Regions from separate parts of the Homo sapiens genome. Here regions 1, 2, 3 and 4 are each linked to region 5. The links are chromatin contacts, found by Hi-C or POLR2A ChIA-PET in ENCODE. All regions are on one chromosome and are shown on one strand. Each heading gives the region's core, a stretch centred on a gene start or an enhancer-like site at or near the end of the contact. The rest is flanking DNA. Distances are from core to core; before and after follow the strand shown. Region 1 holds the start of MOK (MOK protein kinase). Region 2 holds the start of HSP90AA1 (heat shock protein 90 alpha family class A member 1). Region 3 overlaps PPP2R5C (protein phosphatase 2 regulatory subunit B'gamma). Region 4 has its middle 16 kb from the start of DYNC1H1. Region 5 holds the start of WDR25 (WD repeat domain 25).

The links. A loop is a pair of places that touch in the nucleus more often than their neighbours do. ChIA-PET counts read pairs that join two places held with the same protein, here RNA polymerase II (POLR2A). Pooled maps may share reads with other maps.
Region 1: a pooled map shows a loop between it and region 5 (4-fold over the local background). The contact joins the promoter of MOK here to the promoter of WDR25 in region 5. A Hi-C loop is called at or near these places in 1 of 168 maps with a recorded cell type or tissue (CD8-positive, alpha-beta T cell), 2 of 37 single-sample maps with no recorded cell type and 8 of 50 pooled maps.
Region 2: a loop to region 5 is called in a map of ascending aorta, with 5 times the contacts of the local background. The contact joins the promoter of HSP90AA1 here to the promoter of WDR25 in region 5. A Hi-C loop is called at or near these places in 1 of 168 maps with a recorded cell type or tissue (ascending aorta), 2 of 37 single-sample maps with no recorded cell type and 16 of 50 pooled maps.
Region 3: a loop to region 5 is called in a map of ascending aorta, with 8 times the contacts of the local background. The contact joins the enhancer-like site here to the promoter of WDR25 in region 5. A Hi-C loop is called at or near these places in 1 of 168 maps with a recorded cell type or tissue (ascending aorta), 3 of 37 single-sample maps with no recorded cell type and 15 of 50 pooled maps. POLR2A ChIA-PET finds 5 or more read pairs at or near these places in 4 of 52 experiments (GM12878, RWPE1, activated CD4-positive, alpha-beta T cell and 1 more).
Region 4: a loop to region 5 is called in a map of lower leg skin, with 14 times the contacts of the local background. The contact joins the enhancer-like site here to the promoter of WDR25 in region 5. A Hi-C loop is called at or near these places in 1 of 168 maps with a recorded cell type or tissue (lower leg skin), 2 of 37 single-sample maps with no recorded cell type and 10 of 50 pooled maps. POLR2A ChIA-PET finds 5 or more read pairs at or near these places in 1 of 52 experiments (activated naive CD4-positive, alpha-beta T cell).

What each region holds. Positions count from the first base shown.
Region 1 is chr14:102,303,748-102,306,447 of GRCh38, reverse strand. MOK (MOK protein kinase) reads left to right here and starts at 1,284. Exons shown (of 12, transcript NM_014226.3): 1 at 1,284-1,486. The coding sequence starts at 1,480. RefSeq lists enhancers at 1,065-1,114, 881-1,403.
Region 2 is chr14:102,085,653-102,088,352 of GRCh38, reverse strand. It overlaps HSP90AA1 (heat shock protein 90 alpha family class A member 1), which reads left to right and starts at 1,309. Exons shown (of 11, transcript NM_005348.4): 1 at 1,309-1,367; 2 at 1,975-2,136; 3 at 2,229-2,595. The coding sequence starts at 1,975. RefSeq lists silencers at 752-801, 862-1,391, 1,432-1,721.
Region 3 is chr14:101,813,565-101,816,281 of GRCh38, reverse strand. The region is part of intron 3 of PPP2R5C (protein phosphatase 2 regulatory subunit B'gamma); the gene reads right to left. Among named protein-coding and RNA genes, the nearest start is that of PPP2R5C, 53 kb to the right of the region's middle. Within about 2 kb of position 1,306, at least 3 of the 41 ENCODE cell types and tissues checked have a DNase peak (open chromatin) inside an H3K27ac peak, as active enhancers do.
Region 4 is chr14:101,946,798-101,949,497 of GRCh38, reverse strand. No RefSeq gene overlaps it. Among named protein-coding and RNA genes, the nearest start is that of DYNC1H1, 16 kb to the left of the region's middle. RefSeq lists enhancers at 923-1,112, 1,413-1,532, 1,237-1,898. Within about 2 kb of position 1,342, at least 33 of the 41 ENCODE cell types and tissues checked have a DNase peak (open chromatin) inside an H3K27ac peak, as active enhancers do.
Region 5 is chr14:100,375,060-100,377,792 of GRCh38, reverse strand. WDR25 (WD repeat domain 25) reads right to left here and starts at 1,308. Exons shown (of 7, transcript NM_001161476.3): 1 at 1,298-1,308. It overlaps WARS1 (tryptophanyl-tRNA synthetase 1), which reads left to right and starts at 2,446. Exons shown (of 11, transcript NM_004184.4): 1 at 2,446-2,510. RefSeq lists silencers at 1,175-1,224, 1,415-1,474 and enhancers at 1,985-2,344, 2,355-2,494.

The DNA.
Region 1 (2,700 bases), core at 35-2,534, 1.9 Mb before region 5:
CCCCCGGAGTAGCTGGAACTATAGCGCCCGCCACTACGCCCGGCTAATTTTTTTTGTATTTTTAGTAGAGATGGGGTTTCACCGTGTTAGCCAGGATGGTCTCGATTTCCTGACCTCGTGATCTGCCCGCCTTGGCCTCCCAAAGTGCTGGGATTACAGGCGTGAGCCACCACGCCCGGAGTTTTTTTTTTTTTTTTTTTAAGAGGGAAGTGGGGTTTCTCTATGTTGCCCAGGCTGGTCTTGAATTTCTGGCCTCAAGCGATCCTCTTGCCTCGGCCTTCCAAAGTGCTGGGATTACAGGTGTGAGCCACCACACCTGGCCAATTCAGTCTTAAACCAATTTTCTGAGGCTTCGTTTTGGCAAGGCTACTTATCTGTTTTAAAAATAAACGATGTATTTTAGTAAAAGAAAAAAAATGGAGGAAAAAACAGGGTTTTGATCTCATGGAATAATTATGAGGCTAATCTAATGAGCTTCATAAAATACTATACCCATACATAGTATGCTTGTTATTTTATTGTTTTGTCAGGGTCCAGAGAACTAGGCCACTGTGTTGCTTAGGCACCGTGTCTGCACATAGTTCATTCCGGTGTACATTCATTCATCTTTACACTAGAATGTTAGTTTCAAGAACTCAGTCACCTCGTCTACACTGTCCTTTAATCCCCAATACCTGCGACAGTTCCTGGGGCAAAAACAAATGCTTGTTGAATTAAAAAGAAAAACTGGGCCGGGCGTGGTGGCTCACGCCTGTAATCCCAGCACTTCGGGAGGCCGAGGCAGGCGGATCACCTGAGGTCAGGAGTTCGAGACCAGCCTAACATGGTGAAACCCCGTCTCTACTAAAAATACAAAAACATTAGCCGGGTGTAGTGGTGGGTGCCTGTAATCCCAGCTACTTGGGAGGCTGAGGCAGGAGAATCGCTTGAAGCCGGGAGGCGGAGGTTGCAGTGAGCCGAGATCACGCCATTGCACCCCAACCTGGGTAACAGAGCGACACTCTGTCTCAAAAAAAAAAAAAAATTCCTGTAGAAGCTCCCAAGCCCAATTAAAGCTCAAGGCTATCGTCCACGTAGTGGGTTCCAAATCGCTAAGTTCCCAGGCCAGCAGGGAGAGCGAGCCGAGCGAAGGTCGCCTGTGTCAAAGGCGGGGATTTGCACAGTATTTACATGGAAGCGGAGGAAAGGCTGCTTAGCAACCGGGCTGAGGGGACGGGCTGCACTGCGCACGCGTACATGGGCGGGGCATCTTGCGCATGCGCAGGCGACAGCTCATGGCGTTCAGGGCCTGACGGTTGCTAGGGTGACAGGGACACAACATGGCGGCGGGATCTCTAACGCTCTCCTTCGAGGGACCACCACGGAGATCCTAGTGCGGGACCCCGCCTCAGGGAAGTGGAAAGCAGGGGGACAACCTTCCTGCTTCTTTCTTTTCCGTCCAGTGTCGGCAAGGGGTTGTCACCGGCTTCCGCATCCAAGATGAAGAGTGAGTGGGGCCGGGGAAAGGGGCAGGGACTGGAGAGCGAGTGGCGGGGGAGGGAGGGACTGGGGGAGCTTGAGGAGCTTGAGGGGCCTGTGGGGCCGGGCGTCGTCGCCTTCTGCCGTGGCTCGACAGGCCCGGGAGGCTCCGCATGTGGGCCCCGAATCCCCCTCGGCTGTGAGAAGCCGGTGCCCCTGGGGGAAGCTTGAGGGGTTGGGGCTAGGTTGGGAACTTTGGGGTCTCGGAGAGCCGACTCGAGTTCCCGCTCAGGCATATTTTGGTGCAGGTGCGTGGTTCTTACATTGGAGTTTAGGGAGTTGACTGTGATTCATTTTATTTTATTTTAAATGCTGGCTTGAACCTGACACTCTTTTCCTGAACATTCGGCAGAAAACGGGGGAGCGCTTACAGCGTGGCTCCCTGCCTTTTCATGATACTGGTTTAGTGACCAATTGAGAGGAAAGCTGGGCTGTGTGCTTTATTTTATTTTTTGGGTCAAGCAGTAGTGTTTTATAGGAACCACTTTTTAATAGTAGTTTTGAAGCAACCTTTTAGTTAAAAGCTGTTACTTCAAAGTTGGGAAATGAGGTAGTCATTCTAGAAAATGTAACGGGTAAAAAATTTTCTTTAGTGGGATTTGTGGATTATTGACAATCCAAGTGCAACCAGCTAGAATGATGTTTTTAAAATTATTATTACTGTACAGATATAATTGTTTATGGTTGTGAACCAGAGGTGCAGTAAAAATTCAGACCTTTGCTGTGAAAATATTATGTTAGGAGTAGTTATAATGTTAAATTTGCATTGTATCCTAATTGTCAATGGTGTACATTGCATAACATTTAAAATAATTAATCTCATTCACCCTTTACAAGGCATTTTTATTTTTATTTTATTTTGTTGGATATTGTTTAATGTTTACCTTTTTCATTAATGCACTACAAAGCTGTAGTTAGAATCCAAGGTCTACAAAAGACTTTACACTTTTACTTACAGTGCAGACTATGATACTGCACATATTTTGTACTATATTCATTTTTTTCTTCCCATCTGTTTGTTTTGAAAATTTTCAGATGTACAGGAAAGTTGCAAGAGCAGTACATTGAATATTTATAAACCCGTCCTTCACTTAGCTGCACCATTTTGCCTTATTTTTGTGTGCTCGCTTTCGCTCTGGTGTTTTCTCTCTCCCATTTATGTATTTATTTTCACTGGACCTT
Region 2 (2,700 bases), core at 60-2,559, 1.7 Mb before region 5:
GGCTATGAGTCTAGGCAGGAGGCGGCCCAATCATGGGAGGCGCCAGAGACAAAGAGGAAGAGGACATGGACTAGGCAGGGAAGCCAGGTCGAAGGAACCCCAATGCCTCCAAGGTTCCCACAGCTGGCCTTGGCCAAAATATCCGAAAATTCCCATGTAGAAACTGGCTTTTCCAGCCTGGGCAACATGGTGAAACCCCGACTCTACAAATAAATACAAAAACTAGACAGGTGTGGTGTCCGCGCCTGTGGTCCTCTGCCCACGCTCGTCCCAGCTACTGGGAAAGCTGAGGCGGGAGGATCACCTGAGCCCGGGAGGGTCGAGGCTGCAGTGAGCCGAGATTCCGCCGCGGCACCCCAGCCTGGGCGACAAAGCGAGAGCCTGTCCAAAAAAAAAAAAAAGAAAAAAAAAAAAAAAAAAACCTTTTAGGGCAAGTTAATCACCAAAGTGTTAGATACTTAATTTGGAGACCGCAAATCGGTCGGCAAAACGATGGGCTTTTCAAAATCATGCCGGGTGTAGCTGGGTAAGCATGAATTTGTTCACCAAGTCCCCGATTCCCAAGCTAAGGGACCCTTAAGTATGAAGCACATGGCTTTCGGGGAACCCAAAAGTAGGGAGCGCTCCCGAGCCAGCGGTGGGTCTGGAGAATCCCCGAGCGCGCAGGCCGCGGGACAGCCTCCCCAGTGCGCAGCAGCCTGAGGCTAACAGCCCCCAGAGGGCAGAGCCCCGCGATCCCGGCGCCGCTTGCGGCTGGATTCTTTGGCAGCGGGCGCGGCGCCAGTCAGGACGACGGCTCCGGAAGTCTCCCGGGCGCGTGAGACCCGGGCCGCTCTCCGTCCACGCACGACCCTCCCTCCAGGCGCGCCTCCCACCCCGGCCCCGCGTTCCGCTCAGCCCGGGTGACCAACTACACCTCACTTCAAAGGCCCCCACGCCCGGGCGTGCCCTCCGCCCGCCCGCGGCAGGTGGGGGTGCAGGGCGGAGGGCGCGGGCGGCCCCAGAAGGCGCCCGGACCTTCCCGAGAATTCCGGGCCGCGCAGGCGCATTGAGGCCGGCGCGGGGGCGTGCGAGAGGCGCGCGGCGGCGATTGAGGGAAGGTTGCCCGGGCCGGGCCACGAGCAGGGCCTGCGCGCGCCCGCAGGAAGGCGCGGGGGCGGGGTGCCGCGGCAACGGCGCATGCGTAGGCGCGCGGCCGCGGCGGCGGCTGGGGAGGGTTCTTCCGGAAGGTTCGGGAGGCTTCTGGAAAAAGCGCCGCGCGCTGGGCGGGCCCGTCGCTATATAAGGCAGGCGCGGGGGTGGCGCGTCAGTTGCTTCAGCGTCCCGGTGTGGCTGTGCCGTTGGTCCTGTGCGGTCACTTAGCCAAGGTGACGGGTGGTTGTGGGGGCCTGTGGAGGTGGACTGGGGACCGGGACTGGGGGCGGCTGGCGCGGGGCGGAGGCTGTGGGGGCCGGACCAGATCCCTGAAGCAGCCAGGGCCGCGCTCCCGGGCGGCCGCGCTTTCTATTCCGGAGGCCTCGGGACCGCTGCGGTTTCCGCACCCCGCTTCAGGAATGGGCCGGGCGGCCGCGGGCTCCCCGAGGCTCTGCAGCAGCGCCAGAGCTGGCGCCGCACGCGAACAGAGCGGCCCCGCCGCGGGGGTCCCCCGCCCGGCCCCGCTGGGGGCGCAGGCGGAGGAGGCCGCCGTGGCGGAGCCGCAGCCCGCGCGGGAGGGCACCCGGGGTGTTCGTTGGGGACCGCGGCGGGGGACTGGGCCCGGGCCTGCGGCGGCCTCCCGGAAGCGCGCACACGCTCGTGGTAGTTGCCGCGCTCCGAAATGAGGTCATCCTTTGTCAGCCGCCCTTCTATTTTCGGTTTACTTAAACTTCGCAAATCTCCAATTCGGCTTTAAAAATATTTGGAGAACGCGATGGAATTTCGTGTTGCCTCTGTAGACGTCCTGCAAGGTTTTAAACCGGCGCGGTGTCGTTCCAGATGCCTGAGGAAACCCAGACCCAAGACCAACCGATGGAGGAGGAGGAGGTTGAGACGTTCGCCTTTCAGGCAGAAATTGCCCAGTTGATGTCATTGATCATCAATACTTTCTACTCGAACAAAGAGATCTTTCTGAGAGAGCTCATTTCAAATTCATCAGATGTAAGTCACTTATTAACCCAGAATCGGATTTTGGTTTCAGTGTGAACTTCTTGGGGGTGCTGTATGCTTAAATTAATATTTTTTGTTAACAGGCATTGGACAAAATCCGGTATGAAAGCTTGACAGATCCCAGTAAATTAGACTCTGGGAAAGAGCTGCATATTAACCTTATACCGAACAAACAAGATCGAACTCTCACTATTGTGGATACTGGAATTGGAATGACCAAGGCTGACTTGATCAATAACCTTGGTACTATCGCCAAGTCTGGGACCAAAGCGTTCATGGAAGCTTTGCAGGCTGGTGCAGATATCTCTATGATTGGCCAGTTCGGTGTTGGTTTTTATTCTGCTTATTTGGTTGCTGAGAAAGTAACTGTGATCACCAAACATAACGATGATGAGCAGTACGCTTGGGAGTCCTCAGCAGGGGGATCATTCACAGTGAGGACAGACACAGGTAGGCACCTGAACATTCACTGGTTAAGTGAGCGGTGGAAGGGTGGGGTGCTGCAACCCTTGGACCCCTGGGGATGCGGTGAAGCTTACAGAATTTGTGTTTGCC
Region 3 (2,717 bases), core at 57-2,556, 1.4 Mb before region 5:
GTCCTATTTCCAGTGTGACAGGGAGCGGAAACAGCGCCTGAGCAAGGCCTAGAGTGGAGTGGGCACCTGTGTCGCTCTTTCAACCAGCCGCCTTGTGTAAAGTCTGTCACCTTTTTGGTAGTCTTACTCTTGCACTTGGGTATAACGTCTGCTCAGCAGGTTTTTGCCTTGCAGCAAAAGCCATCTCCTATATGTTTTTCATTGAAATACGTTAACTACAGCGTATAGAGGATTGAAAGAAAAATAAAGTACAGCTTCTCATGAGCTTCTCATTCCACTGATGAGGTATTTAGCTAAGAAATACATCAGATAGGCCGGGTGTGGTGGCTCATGCCTACAATCCCAGTACTTTGGGAGGCCAAGGCGGGCGGATCACTTGAGGTCAGGAGTTCGAGAGCAGCCTGGCCATCACGGTGAAACCCTGTCTATACTAAAAATACAAAAAATAGCCGGGCGTGGTGGCATGCACCTGTAATCCCAGCTACTCGGGAGGCTGACGCAGGAGAATCGCTTGAACCTGGGAGGCAGAGGTTGCAGTGAGCCGAGATCACGCCACTGCACCCCAGCCTGGGTGACAAAGCGAGACTCCAACTCAAAAAAGAAATATAGTAGATAGCTATTTCCTGAGTGATCACTCAGAGATAACTTTTAATTTTTAATCCACTGACACTAACTGATGCCTCTACTCTAGGAATAATGCTCAGTGTCACCAGAGAACAAGTTCAACAGGACTGTCCTCGGGATACTCCTGATTTTGTGGAGGAGGTAAGTCAACAGTTACTAGCTGGCAGATTTGGTAAGTGAACTGGGACAGCAGGTAAGATTATCAACTTTCTCCCTGCACACCAAGAACATACGCATGTAAACCTTTAACAAACTCCTATTCAACCCTGAAATGAGTTTTGAACTCCAGACACTCAAATCCATTACCACTGTACAGAAAACAGTAAAAATCAAAAAGTACCTATGAGGTGGGAGCTTTCACCAGCATCTCTCAACACTCTGATGTCTGCAGAGCAAAGAACATGAGCTTTGCTATCAGACTGACTGAGGCTCAAATCTTGTTTCACTACATTCTCTGTGGCCCTGGGCAAGAGGCTCCCTTTTTTCTCCCGGGGGGACAAAAAAGGCAGGGGCGGTAGTGAGTGGGGGAGGGTTATAATGCCTCACAGTGTTGGGCAGATTCAGAGAGAGAACAGAGGTACAGGGTTTCAGCTGTGACCTAGCACACTGAAGGCACTCAACGTATGCTGCTTCTCCTCTGGGACAGCCACCAGCAGCAGCTTCGGGACCTCGTACTTGGTGCTGCCAACAGCCCTGGACTGGACCCTCTAGGCTGGGTGACCTTGGGGAGGAGAAATACTAGGATTGTCCTGCTCACCTGCCAGGCAGGAGTGCTGTGAGGAAGAAGTACATGAGTGTTCACAACAGCTTGTCACAATTGGCAAAGTGCTGTAGGATCCAAAAAGAACCACCTCGCAATTTTATTTGACATATGGAACCAAAAGTTAGGATGTATCCCAAACCACTTTGTCTTTGTGTTTCTGTCTATTCTTTTCCTGGGTTTAAAAACACACACCCTATTCTTGACTAATAACCTTACCTCTATTTTTCTTTCATTCCTCTACACAACATACTTTAATGAGAAAATTTTAGAAGATAGCTTTTGCTGCAAGGCAAAACCTCCTGAGCAGACATTAGACCCAAGCTGGATGGTAAGCTTTTGTTTTTGCCTCTGAGATTGAGAGCGTATGGATGAGGGAGGTGGATGAGAGTGTGTTTATGAGCATAAATGTGTGTGTGTTTAAGGAACAAAAAGGTGTACAGACTTTACACAAACATACCCACCCCTGTTTCCTCAGAGAGTTATCTGTTACTTTGGTTACCTTCCACACCACCAGGAATACGAAAGAAACAACTTCACACCTAGGATACAGGATTGGATACAGGATAGGATATGGGTAAGGTTAAGGCTGTAGTTCTATAAAGTCACTTTGCAGAGAGCTGCAGTTACATAGTAAAGAGATGTTTGTGAAGTAAAAATCTTGAGCTGAGGCACTGTTCAGAGGATCACTGGTTTAATTATTTGAAGAACTGTTTAGTCATCATTCAAACATTTTTCCTTCCTAATTTTAGGGAATAAAGATAACAGGGGGCACCCATTCTCACTAGTACTTACTGACTTCACACCATGCAGGTGTGTTACTAATTTAGCAACCCATGTGCATTATGTATAGCTATTGTTATTATTAATATAGGTTAAGTCACCAGATTTAGCGCAGCAGGAAATGAAAGCCATGGGTTTGAGTTCTGTGCTTGCTTCTTGCATGTTTTTTAATGAGTTTTTATTGGAAAGGTGAAGACCTTCAACAAATTGGTGACTCAGGAAGTACTTGTGAGAAAATAAACTTTTCCATTAGACTTCCACTTCCCAAGAAAAAATGGGTTTACATCAAAAGAATGGTTTGTTCTCCAACATCCCACCAGGCTGGAGCTACTCCTGAGTCTTTCAAGGACAGACTCATCCACTGGATAAGTTTGCTAATGACTAGAACAAGATGAGAGCAGTTAATAACATTCTTGAAGCCCAGAATAAGGGCCAGCTGGAAAAGGCTCAAACTGTGTGCTTCCTCTCTGGCCATTACCATCTTTCCGGCTTGGCTGTCACTGCCTTAAACCTGGCTCCTGAAGTGAGCATGCGCTGCAGGGTGGGAAGT
Region 4 (2,700 bases), core at 93-2,592, 1.6 Mb before region 5:
CCCATCCTCTATACCCTTCCCACCTCTCTCCCCATCTTTAGCTTTTCCCTGTATCACTTATTCAACACAGCATAGATTTTGTTGAAGGCAGGGGTTTCTGCCTTCTGTTTAATGCTAGCTGCCCAGTGCCTAGAAAAGTGCCTGGCATCCAGTAGGTGTTCAATAGATATTTATAGAGTTAAATGCACTAAACTTAGGAGGCGGAAGTTGTTTTTTTTGGAGGCCTTTGCCCATTTCACTCCCTCCTTCCCGTTCCACCTTCTAGGTTTCTCATTCCCTCTGCTTCTTCTCTTTTGCTGGCTCTGGCCTGCAGCCCTCTTGCCCCTGGTGTAAAGGGCTCAAAACGCCAGACAGCTCTGCCGCCATGGGGAGGAGACCCTGACTGAGAAGCCAGGGCCCCGGCCTCCAGGGTCACCAGTACCTTGGGCAGGCCGGGGTGTCGCTGGGGCTTGGGTGACTCCACCAGGCATGGAGGGGGTGGGTACTCCCAGCTGGCTCGCCAACCTTCGCTTCTTGCCTCGCAAAGGCAACCTGGCGGAGGGTCTGTGGGTCAAGCAGAGTCCAGCTCTAGTTTCTCCCCTTCCAGGCTGTGCGCCCTCAGCCAGGCCTCTCCTCGCCTACAGGGCTCGCGGACACTTCTGACCCTCACTGAGGTCGTAAAGATTACAAGTCAGTGGTCCACAACGACTGGCGTCGGGCCCGCCGCATACCCACTATGTACGACTGGCCGCTAAGTCAGCCGAGGCCCTGGGGCTCCGCTCCACAACCCAGCCCACGGTCAGCTTTCCTGGGCTGCTCCGTCCCGCGAGGCCATCGCCCCATTCATATTCGGCAGGGCATTTCCACGCGTCCCGTCTCAGGCAAGCCCCAGAGCACCCTTTTTCGGGCAACACTGTGCCCACTTCACTGGAGAGGGAACTGAGGTCCACGTCATTGGGAGAGGAACACGTGACATATTGAGCTCTTTCCTCAGCAAGTGACCTAACCCGCCTTGCCCTCGGCCGTGAGCAGAGGGCCAGACCGGAAGTCCGCTAGCTCTGCTGTTCCGAGGCCCGCCAGTCTCCAAACCCCGGTCTTAGATCGAGGTCTCTGGCCGTTTCCCTCCGCAGCAAAACCCTTGTTCCAGGACTACACCAGACGGGTCACACGACCTAGATCGGCACGGTCACATGTCCCGCAGTCCGGTCATGTGCACCCTCGGACCAATCCCAGCGGCCAGGAAGGAGAGGCATTGTGATTGGCCCATGCCCTTCAGGGGGCGGGACTCCTGCTGAGGAGGGCCTTCCCCGTTCTCACCTCTGCGTTCCGCGTGAATCTCGCTCACTCGCGAGATTGGGCGTCTGACAGGTGCCCTTAGGTCCCACAATGCACAGGCCGGAGGCGGGGCGGTCCTGCATTGACGCAACCTCGCGCGCCGCTTGCGTCACCTCTCGGTGCCGCCCTTGAGATTGGGGCATTTCTCGCTGAGATCCTGCACTCGGCTCCAGGTATCCTGGAGGAAAGAACGAACTTCTCCTGGGCCCAGAAGTTTAGGTCCGCTGTCGTCCCCCGCCTGCCTCTAAGGCCCTCTCCTCGCGACAGCCTCTGAAACCATCGGCTCCTTCCTCATTTCTGTCACGGCCTGGCTTGCATTCCAAGCCAGGCACTCATTTCATGTTTATTGTTCCAGCTGGACTAGGGGTACTTAAACCGTGGTCCATGGCTGGGCTTCCGGGGCCGTGACCCCCTTAAATTATATGCAGTATGTAGCTTGTTGTGGGTGGCTTCTGTCACACTTAAATGCTGGGTGCCATCACAGGACTGGCAGGGCCCTACTGTGGTCGTCAGTGCGCTCTTTGTCAGCACAGAGCCTGACGCAAATGTCCAAAGGTGCTAATTAGACAGAGGCAAATATCCCAACTGTTGCCCTCTGCACACACCTCGGTCTACTCTTTTAAGACTACTTGCTGTTACCTGCACACACCTTTATTTATTTATTTATTTATTTATTTAATTTTTGAGACAGGGTCTCGCTCTGTCGCCCAGGCTGGAGTGCAGTGGCGCGATCTCGGCTCACGGGCTCAAGCGACCCTCCTGCCTCAGCCTCCCGAACAGCTGGGACTACAGGCCTGCGTCACCACGCCCGGCTAGTGGTTTTTTTCTTTTTTTTTTTTTCTTGAGACGGAGTCTTGCTCTGTCGCCCAGGCTGGAGTGCAGTGGCGCCATCTCGGCTTACTGCAACCTCCGCCTCCCAGGTTCAAGCGATTTTCCTGCCTCAGCCTCCCGAGTAGCTGGGATTATAGGCGCTCGCCACCACACCCGGCTAATTTTTGTATTTTTAGTAGAAACGGGGTTTCACCATGTTGGCCAGGCTGGTCTCGAACTCCTGACTGCCTCGGCCTCCTAAAAGTGCTGGGATTACAGGCGCGAGCCACTGCGCCCGGCCTAGTTTTTGTATTTTTTGTAGAGACGGGGTTTCGCCATGTTGCCCAGGGTGGTCTTGAATTCCTGAGCTCAAGTGATCCTCCCGCCTAGGCCTTCCAAAGTGCTGGGAGTACGTGAGCCACCGCTCCTGGCCCTGCACACAGCTTTTGATTGTACGCCTTCCTTCTGTCATCATGCTGTTCTCTCTGACCGAACAAATCTCTCTTCATCTTTCTATCAAACATCGATTGAGTTTGAGCGAGGGCGTGGAGGGGTTGAGCACAGTGCCAGGCACTG
Region 5 (2,733 bases), core at 59-2,558:
CCAACCTCTTCCACACCTTTCCCCCAAGTGGCATCATTCGCCTGAGGGTTCCACTGGTCTACAAGTCAGGTCATCATTCCATAAATGTCTGTAGTCAGCCTCCTCTAGTAATGCCGCCCCCGTTCGCAGCCCATTCCAGGCAGGTAACAACTTCCACACGCAAAGCCAGAGTTTAAATAAAACGACCGGGCGCGGTGGCTCACGCCTGTAATCCTAGCACTGTAGGAGGCCGAGAAGGGCGGATTACCTGAGGTCGGGGGTTCAAGACCAGCCTGGCCAACATGGTGAAACCCCGTCTCTACTAAAAATACAAAAAAAAAAAAAATTTAGCCGTGTGCAGTGGTGCGCGCCTGTAATCCCAGCTACTCTGGAGGCTGAGGCCGCAGAATTGCTTGAACCCGGGAGGCGGAGGTTGCGGTGAGTGGAGATCACGCCACTGCACTCCAGCCTGGGCTACAGAGCGAGACTTGGTCTCAAAAAACAACAACAACAACAACAACTTCTAAAGCCAGCCAGCCAGCTCATCTCCAATGGAACTAATATAATATGAAAGACTAATTATAAACTAATGGAACCGTGCACTGCAAATAATTTGGCATTTCTGTTCTCTAAATGCTAAGCCTGGTCCCGAGGCCACTCTCAACTCCTCTGCCCAGGCACCACCCACCATGCACCCAGATTCCCACCACCAGGGTGCCCGTGCTCCCTCTGGAAGGAGATGAGGGATTAAACGAAGAGGAACAGACAGTAAGATGGAAGGGAAGGCAGGGACACTGGAGAAGAGTCTAAGGAAGGAGCGAGTGACTCTGACAGTCACTATCAGCAAGTCAGCCCCATGAGGACAGGACTTTCTGTGTTTTGTTCACTATTCAATGCCCAGCGTCTAAAAATATTTCTGGAATGCAAACGGGTGGGAGGGGGAGATGCTAGGAAGTAAAAGAAATAGGATATTCCCATTCAACAAACATTTCCTGATTACGTACTCTTTGTCAAGCCCTATGCTGGGTCTGGTGTGGGTGGAAATCAAACACAAAACACAGATCCCCCCGGAGGCCCCAGAGCGATGAAAGCAACAAACAAGATACGACCAGAGATGGGTTTTGAAGGATGAATAGGAGTTAGCTGAGCTGTCAATAGTAAGAAGTAAGGTTGGTCCAAGGCACAGCGCTTTCTGAAGGAACAGGAAGTGAAAGGAAGGCGAGCGGCTATGAGAGACCGCGTTAAGCGGCACGGGGCGCTTTAGGCGCTGCCCAGTCCCGGCCCCTCCAGCCCGGGGCCCGCCGCTCACCACACGCACCGGAAGCGCTCGGTTCTCCCGGAGGCAGACCGGCCAGCACACTACCATCCAGTCACGTTCCGACGCGACGCCGCGGCCGCCAGCCAATCAGTGGCGGCCTCTGCCCCGCCCCCGCGCGAACAGCCAATGACGGCGCCGTCGGGCCGGAAGTTGTTCCGTCCGGACGGCGTTTCCACGGACGCCCAGGAGACAGCCGGTTGCTGAGCCGGGAGCGCTGACTGGCCCGGCTGGGCAGGGTAAGCGAGGGGAGTAAGGCCGGGGCGGAGTGAGGAAACAAGGGAGGGAGTGATGGAGGGACGCTGGCGCGGCGCCCAGTGGCCTGGCCCTCCCGGGAGTATCCTTAGAGCCCGGCTTGCTGCCCGCCGCGTTCTGGCACTGTGAGGCGCGGAGCCTGCCACCGACCCCTCGCCCCTTTCCTCTGAGCGCCGCCGACCCACCCCGTCTCCCTTTCCCACTGGCACCCTTCATCGTCTCCGCCTGTTCGCTTTTCCCGAGGAGAGAGGCCCCCATTTTTATTTAGCGCCTGCCATGTGCCAGAGGCTTTGCGTAGTGTTGCACTTAGTCCCCTCAACGGTAATGTTAGCAGGCTTCTCCATGCCCATTCCACAGATGAGGAAACCGAAGGGGAAGCAGAAAAGTAATGCGACCCTTGCCCAAGGTTTCGAATAAGTCCAAGCTGGGATTGAAACCCAGGCGTCTGTGACCCCAGAACTCCTGATCTTTCCACTGCACTGTGCCGCCTCGGTGAACAGATGCGGGGAATTTACAGTTTCTCTTTCCACCGCCCACGACTACACAAAATCAGTCACACTGACGCTGAGGGTGGGGAACGGGAAGAGGGTGGGGAGGTTATTTGGAGGCCAGCGGGGGGTGAGGGGTGGCTGATGCAATGACCAGCTAATGGCTCGATTCTCAAGAGGGTTTCATTGGTCTCAACCTGGCCCCCCAGGCAACCCACCCCTGATTGGACAGTCTCATCAAGAAGGTTGGTCAAGAGCTCAAGTGTTTCTGAGAATCTGGGTGATTTATAAGAAACCCTTAGCTGAATGCAGGGTGGGGAGAACGAAAGACAAAAGCATCTTTTTTCAGAAGGGAAACTGAAAGAAAGAGGGGAAGAGTATTAAAGACCATTTCTGGCTGGGCAGGGCACTCTCAGCAGCTCAACTGCCCAGCGTGACCAGTGGCCACCTCTGCAGTGTCTTCCACAACCTGGGTATGTATTGCCATCTTTGCCAGGCTTAGAGCTTGTTCGTGTTTTTAGCAAAGTGCTGAAAACCTTGGTTTAGGGGGTCAGGACTTGTGTCTTAGGATTAGGGTGTTATGCATTTTACTTCTTCCATTGACCCAAAGTTCAGGTGATTCACTGCTCCCATAGGGAACAGAGATCCTGGCTGAGCAGTCGCGGGCTTGGATCCGTAGCTTGCCTCTCAGCACCG